Linked DNA regions of Homo sapiens: regions 2 and 3 are each linked to region 1. The links are chromatin loops, found by intact Hi-C in ENCODE. Cell type or tissue: gastrocnemius medialis. All regions are shown on one strand.

What was found. Peaks named below come from ENCODE experiments on the same cell type or tissue, not always from the same donor. Only the 100,000 strongest peaks of a DNase experiment are listed, where the experiment ranks them.
Region 2: a loop joins it to region 1, with 12 times the contacts of the local background. A loop is called at or near these places in 100 of 110 quality-filtered maps.
Region 3: a loop joins it to region 1, with 4 times the contacts of the local background. A loop is called at or near these places in 57 of 110 quality-filtered maps.

What each region holds. Positions count from the first base shown.
Region 1 is chr17:48,025,430-48,027,929 of GRCh38, forward strand. It overlaps COPZ2 (coat protein complex I subunit zeta 2), which reads right to left. Exons shown (of 9, transcript NM_016429.4): 9 at 738-1,046. The coding sequence ends at 999. Among named protein-coding and RNA genes, the nearest start is that of MIR10226, 6.2 kb to the right of the region's middle. RefSeq lists enhancers at 799-1,357, 1,358-1,914 and a silencer at 2,298-2,500. In gastrocnemius medialis, a CTCF peak has its summit at 1,155 (motif pointing right); a DNase peak (open chromatin) is centred at 1,222; H3K4me3 peaks cover 1,125 bases; H3K27ac peaks cover 1,881 bases.
Region 2 is chr17:48,130,079-48,132,578 of GRCh38, forward strand. No RefSeq gene overlaps it. Among named protein-coding and RNA genes, the nearest start is that of SNX11, 24 kb to the left of the region's middle. In gastrocnemius medialis, a CTCF peak has its summit at 1,342 (motif pointing left); a DNase peak (open chromatin) is centred at 1,321.
Region 3 is chr17:48,617,275-48,619,774 of GRCh38, forward strand. No RefSeq gene overlaps it. Among named protein-coding and RNA genes, the nearest start is that of HOXB8, 3.2 kb to the left of the region's middle. RefSeq lists an enhancer at 236-759. In gastrocnemius medialis, CTCF peaks have their summits at 1,480 (motif pointing left) and 1,685; a DNase peak (open chromatin) is centred at 1,467; H3K27me3 peaks cover 2,298 bases.

The sequences.
Region 1 (2,500 bases):
CTAGACAAGCTCAGGGACGCATTTACAGGGACGCAGAAAGTGTACGCGTCAGAGAGTGGAAAGGAGAAAACAGGTTCTGGGACGGCGACAGAGAAGGGAAGTCGTGTCGCCCAGAAAGGCTATACAATCTCCACCCTTCCCGTTTGTCCCTGCGACACCCTTTCACCCTCCTGTCCCTCCGGACCTGCAATTCTTCACACCCTCTGCAGCGCACAGGGTGCTCAGGACACATGTGCACGGTGGGGGCTGGCGATGCTTCCTCGCCCCCACCACCCGCAAGCTTGCAGAGAGCTGTAGTGCCCAGGATGTATGCCAGGATAGGAATTCCACGGTTCCAGGCATGCCAAGAAAAATAGCCATGCTGTTTCTCGGTTTGTTCAGAGGAAGCCTTACCTCTCTTCCCTTCTGGAGTTTGGGAATGGAAAAAATGACTCAAGGAATCCCCAGCGGAGCTACCATGTATGTACTGCATTGCAAAATAGGGGTACCATATTTTGCTCTCCCCTACCTGGCAGTATGCGCCACACATGGGGCTCCGTGGTATCAGCGTCGCACCCCCTCATGGTGTTAAATAGTCCCCTTTCCCTTGTCCCACATCTCTGCCCAATCACACAACCACAGGGACACGCCCCACCCTGGTACTGGATATCCCCACGATGAGCCACAGAAAGTGCAGGAGCCCTTATATGAACACACACACACACACACACTTCCTAGGCCAAGAGAGAAGGAGACCCTTGGCAGAAGACAAAAGCAGGTTTATTAGGGCCCTGGGGCCAGGAATGCCTAAGATATGAGTTAAGGCCAGGGCCGTGAGAAAAGGTGACTCTCCTGAGGCCAAACCTTTGCATCTCAGAAGCCCTGGCTGGAGACCTTAGGAGTCAGTTCTGGGAGGGACCTGGGGATACAGAGGGGTCTCTCCTGACCCTGGGATCTTTGGGCTTTTGCCAGGATTGGGGAAATGATCTGGGGGGCAGGGAGCCTTGAATCCACAGCCTTCATTTCAATAACGACCATTTAATTTGTTCCTTGGCAGACTGAAGAACCTGGGGTGGGGTGGGGGAGGTTGAGAGAGAATTGAGAATGTCAAATGCCTCCATACACAGTCATGGGGAGGTCCACAGCCCACCTTGCCGAAGCGCCCCTGCAACCACCGGTCACTAGGTGGCAGCAGCTTGTCTCCACTTGGCTTAAACGCGGCCAACCCTCCAAGTCAGAAAGCGCAGACCAAACCGGCTGCAGCCAGCTCCCACCTCAGGCCCAAGCCTGCCCAGACCTCTGGCTCCTGCATCTGCAGCGTGGGTGTGGCAGCAGCCTGTCTCCCCGCTGTCATGCCATGAGAGTTCCCGCCCACAGTGCCACGTCCAGGCGGAGACGGGGCCCAGGCCTGACACTCCCTGTGCTCAGACGCCTCAGCAAACCCCTAGCTCTGGCCATGGCTGGCAATGTGTCCTCAACACCCCACCGCAACCCACTGCTGATGTGGCATAGCTGGCAAAGGGTGGCCAGCCAGACCCTGCGGTGGGATGCCTGGTGGAAAGTCTCAGCCCAGTGCTTACACAAATCCATATAAGTGCACACGTGCATGCACAATACCAAAGCAGGAGAGGGGGACAGGACTCAGGTGTGTCCCTCAGATTGTCCCTCCAGCCACTCAGCCTTATTCCCCTCTAGAGAAGGAGGGAACGCTGTGTCTCCTCCTCCTGCACAGTCTCCCTCCTCTCTTGGGGACAGTGGCTTAGGGTTCCCCTGATTCTCCTAGCCAGAATCTAACTTTGTCCTCATTTTATCCCCCATTGGCTACCTGTAGCTTCCTTTGTTTTTACTCAAGAATTCCATCAAAAATGCTATGTTTTCATTCTTTCTCCCTTTGGAGAAATACTGATGGTTATTCAGCATGTGTTAACTGGCTTGGAGCCCTACTAAGAGCTTGTCACGCATTGGCTCATTGAATTCTCATAACTCCATGAAGAGGGTCCTGTTATTATGTGAGGCCCAGAGAGGTTGAGTAACTTGCCCTAGGTCACCCAGCTTTAGGTGGTAAGGTAGAACACGTACCCTGGGATGACTCCCATGAGCACCTGTGTTCTTATCTGCTCTGCTTATTACTCCCTACCCTCTTTCCACTCTAAAAATTGCCTTGCAGCTGCATTCATTCCAGCATGGTATGAGGAAACATGGGGAATCAGAGGGGAGGGCGAAGCAGAGTGAGCGCTAAGGGCAGTGCAGGAAAATGGGCGCCACACCTGGGACTCCACACGAGACAGCACAGGCTCATCTCGGTAGGGCCACCACAGCACGAGGAGTTAGCGCCAGGGCGGGAAGTTCCATACAAGCAGGATTAGTCTGAGCAGAGAGACCTGCAGGTGGACAGAAGAGAGGTCAAGACAGTCGTCCTGAACTAGCAGGAAGTTTGTGCAGCTGGGGAACTGATCAGGCTTCAGAGCCAGGAACCTCCCCCTGGCCTTACGCTCTGCAAGCACCTCCAGATAAGACCATG
Region 2 (2,500 bases), 100 kb after region 1:
TGCCAGAACAATTGGTAGTGATTAAGAAGCCGTCCTACATATAATGTGGTTAGTTAAGCGGTCTAATGCCCCAGTTATCCAGTTAGTGGCAGGCAGTGAGGTGGGGATTTGGTTAGTAGAGCCAAACAGAGGAGCGGTAATCTAATTAGCCTGTTGCCATCTGAGGCCGTTGGCTAAGATGGGGGCTAACTGGGTGTGGAGCAGTTTTGCTGGGTGAGGTTTAGTTTCCAACGCTGTAGGAATCTGCTGCTTCCAAAAAGTCTCCTTTAGAACTATCCCCTAGCAGAGAATGTCCATCAGCCTGTAGATTGTCTCATCAACACATCAAACATGCTCTACCCAACCCCTGCCGCGCTTTTTTTTTTTTTTTTTTGCATATAACAATGTCAGAGACAGCCAGAACTACAGACCAGATTTCCAATGAGGTAATTTGTTTATATACTTTAGGACCAACCTAATTTCTTTTTCTGCTGAGTTTCACAGCTAGAAGGGCCAGAGATCTGAGTGTGGTCCCTACGGTGGGGTGTGTGGCGGTACCCAAAGACCTTTGCAGTTTGGCAAGTGGTTGTTTCCTCTTGGAAAACAGGTATAGAAGGGACATTTTATTTTAAATGCTGGAAGCCAATGGCCATATGATTTAGAGAGCATTGAACTCTGTAGGGAGTGAAGAAGTTACCTTTTTCTTTTCTTTTTTTTCTTTTTTTCCTGCTCTGTCGCCAGGCTGGTGTGCAGTGGTGTGATCTTGGCTCACTGCAACCTCCGCCTCCCAGGTTCAAGCGATTCTCGTGCCTCAGCCTCCTTAGTAGCTGGAATTACAAGCATGCGCCACCACACCTGGCCAATTTTTGTATTTTTAGTAGAGACAGGGTTTCATCATGTTGGCCAGGATGGTCTTGATTTCTTGACCTCGTGATCCACCCACCTTGGCCTCCCAAAGTGCTGGGATTACAGGCGTGAGCCACCACACCCAGCTGACCTTTTCCTTTTTCAGCCTCATCCTGTCCCAGATCCCGGCCCTTTCTCTTCTGGTATCCCCTTTTCTGATGTCTTTCAGCCACAGAGTGGTGGCACGATGATATTCTGGCCTCTTAGCCACCCAGCTTTTCAGATTTGGGTCCCTGGGTCTCCAGGGAAGGATGGGCGGGGGATGGAGGAGTGGGGGAGAGGTGGGTGGCAGAGGAGGAGTATAGAAGGGTTTGTGTTTGCTCCCTCTGTTAAACACTTTAGAATATTGCCCATTGTCCTTTCCTGTGGGATGGGATTGGTGCAAAGGCTCCTAAAACTGGAGGCAGTTGGTTCTCTTTGGTTCACCTGCTCATATGCTGCCACCTAGTGGTTCCTTCTCCTTTAGCACTCTGTGTGAAGGGTAGGGGGACGTTAAGGACACTACTATATTGCCTTTATCTCACTTGGGTTTTTTTTTCCTCCTAAACCTAAAATTTCCCCTTTTCATTCCATGCAGTTATCCATCATACACAAAACTGTTTTCTTCTTTTTACTCTTGGATCAGATAATCTGGAAATGAATAGTTGGTATAAGATCTATGTTTTTTTGAGTAAGTTAGAGCCCACTAACATCCCTGTTTGCCCCCTGGTTTCTCTTTTGTGATGTGAGATGGGCGTCTTACTCCAGTGCTGCAACATGTTCATTACAGAGGAGAGGCAGGCTACCACCAAGCCAGGGCTTCTCTGAACAGGGATTTCTTTTTTCTTTCTTTTTTTTTTTTTTTGAGACGGAGTCTCACTCTGTCGCCCAGACTGGAATGCAGTGGCGCGAACTCGGCTCACCGCAACCTCCGCCTCCCGGGTTCAAGCGATTCTCCTGTCTCAGCCTCCCGAGTAGCTGGGATTACAGGTGCATGCCACCATGCCCGGCTAATTTTTGTATTTTTAGTAGAGATGAGGTTTCACCATGTTGGCCAGGCTGGTCTCAAACTCCTGACCTCGTGATCTGCCCGTCTCGGCCTCCCAAAGTGCTGGGATTACAGGCGTGAGTCACTGCACCCGGCCAGTTGCCTGTCTTTCAAAATTTCTCCTGTAGAGAAATCAGGCAATAATAGCAGCTACCCTTATTGAACAGTTATTATGTGCCAGGCATTGTTCCAAGTACCATTACACATGTTAAATCATTTAATCTTCCTAATCACCTAATGATACAGTGAATAGAGTATATCCCTTCTAAGGTGAGGAAACTGAGGCATAAATGGTCAAATAACTTGCTCCAGAGAGCACAGTAGACAGGGAACTGAGATTTATTCCCAGGCTGTCTGGTTGCAGATGTTATGCTGTTAATCACTATGTTTTGCTGCCTCTTAATATGCAGGTAACCTGAGTGCTAGGTACAGACAACAGGAAAGGGAAACAGGGAGCCCTGTATCCATACTTGAGCCCTCCTCAGAGCATTTCCTCAGCCCCTACCTGGGAGGTGTTGTAGTGGAGGACACATGGGTTGTTAACTAACCCGAGGCCTGAAGAGGAACTCTTCAATGTGCTGACTCCAA
Region 3 (2,500 bases), 590 kb after region 1:
AGCGGGAGAGAGATAAAGGAAAAGAGGAGGAATGGAGAGAACCAGGGCTTTGAATTTTCAGCGCGTGGCTGAGGGGACCGTGAGGCAACGGAGGGCCGAGTTAAATTGTTGCCGAAGCAAACATTTTTATCAAGTGCAGAGGATTTTATGGTCATTATTTGAAAACTCACCGGCGAGGTACAAATTCAATGGCTTGTTCTAAATCATCTCTACACCGTGCCAGAAATTCCTGATGGAAGGAAAATGTTTCTGTTATAGGAAAAAAAAAAAAAAAAAACGAAAGAGCGAGGAGACAATTTATAAACACCCAGCGGAGCGCAGATTTATTAGAGAAACTCAAGTTGAGGAGAAACTCCGCTTACCTCCTTGCACTAAGTCCTGGTGGGGGAGAGGAGAGGCTGCAGCTGGGGTGATTTTGAGGGGGTGGGAGTATCTATTGCTGGCGCAGGTTTGTCGGATGGAAGGCAGGGATCCGGCGGGGCCGGGAGGACACAGGAGATTTGGAATGCAAGGGGCTGTGAACAACCAGGGTGCGGGTCTCAGAACGAAAGTGCCCGGAGTCCAGACCTCCAGCTGCTCAATGAGGAAAGGACCGGCGCCCCCAGGTTTGCCTGCGGCCAGGGCCAAGGCGCACTGAAGCCGCACCTCTCACCTGGAAGCCCAGGAACCCAGGGAGAACAGAGCTCCTGCGTCCTGACGCCGCGCCCGCCTTCGCGCCCATGGGAAAACGCGCATTCTTTGGGAGCGCGCAAAGCATCCAGAGACCACATCCGAGCCTTCCCGCACCCTGCTGCCCTGGGGAGCCCCTGCCCCGTGCCTAGGTCGCCCTGCGCGAGCCCAGCCCAGCCCTGGACTCATACAAAGGCTCCAGAGCTTGCGCCCGTGCGAAGCCGCCCTGCCGGCTTTGGGCATCTCCGAATCCCCACAAAAGCTATGGCTCCATTCCCCCACACACACAAACTGGGGGGTCTCGGGCTGGCTTACGTGATTTTCTCTCCAGCCGATGGGCAGCTTCCTCTCCATCCTACCTTCTTTTGCCGGCTAGCCCCTCTCACCTGACCTGCTGACCCGCATCCAGGGACATTCCTTTCGCCTCCTTTCACGGAAAATCTCGTTGTTTCGAATCAATTCTCCTTTTGGATTTGGACCCATTATTCCTATTATTACTATTATTCCCCGTTTTCACGCATTTGTTGCCCCACCGAACACAGCAACTGGGTGAGAATCACTGAGCCCTCCTCTTGGGGAAAATTCAGAAAATTGACCATTTGAGGAGATGGGGGAACACTACTATAACTGAAATCTATAAAATGGGGGTAAGGCCATAACGAGCCCTATTTTTTTTATTAGGTACAAATTATTCATGACTTTTGGTAGCACTCAGTTCCTGGATTCAGGGCCGACCAAGGCGCGGTGCCGGGAGCAGACATCCGCAGCTGCCGCTCCAGGGAGTTTCACATGGAGCAAGGGTGCCATCTAGCGGCTGCTCTGCGAAAAGGCGCCGCAGCCACCGGCTCCACCAGTTTTCTGGGAGAGCAGCCGCAGAGGTGGCCAGCAGGAGAAACTTTCATAACTAGCAGTAAAAGGGGAGGGATAGGGAGTGGGCATCGGAATCAGGAAACGGTTCATGAAATTGTGTAGATAAGCTAAAAAATAGAAAAAAAACACAACAGAGGGGAGGAAAAAAAAGAAGCCCTAAGCTTTTTTCTTTCTACGTACACCTCCCACCCCTGCCCCTAATTTCTAGCGGAGACCGCAAAGCAGTGCGCCCTTTATGGCCTGTAAAAAGGGGGACCGAGCAGTTTTCAAACTCCACGCGATTGTTTCAAATTCTGAGGAGAAACAGTTGGGCTTTTTGTCGGGGGAGAGGAGGCCTGAGAGGATAGGATGAGACTGTAAAAGAATCAAGAGGCTGCCCGCGCCCAGACGTCTGGCCCCGCCGGACCTGAGTGTGTGTGTGTGTGTGTGTGTGTGTGTGTGTGTGTGTGTGTGTGTGCGCGCGCGCGCAGGAGGCTCCTCGTTTCCGACGCCTGATTCTGGAGGGGGTGTGAAGAACAAAGACAAGAGCCCCAGTTGCAATTTCTGAAGCATTTGCGACAACAAAGTGTTCTTTCCCGGCTTCTCTCTTCTCCCTCTCTGCCCCCTGCCACCCCCCGCCCCGGAAGCCCGGAGCCCCGTGTTCTGTGCGGGTGAGGGTGAAGGCTGCCGGAGCGGGGCCCACCCATTCCCCCGCCAGGCCGGGAGCCCCGGCCCAGCTGCGGCTCTCTCAGCTCCGGAAAGTTTCCCCTCGCTGTTTGCTTTGCTGCTGTTTAGTTTCTTAACCTTCAGAAATTTATACGCTATAAACTTTTATAGCGGTCATATTATTTTATTGCTGCGCACACGGCATTGAATTCCTCTCCCGGCTTCTCTCTGCCTCGCACTCTGGCGGTGTCCCTCTCTGAATCTCTCTTTTATGACAACTGATTTCCCCATCTCCGGCTTCCGAGCCTCCGCATCT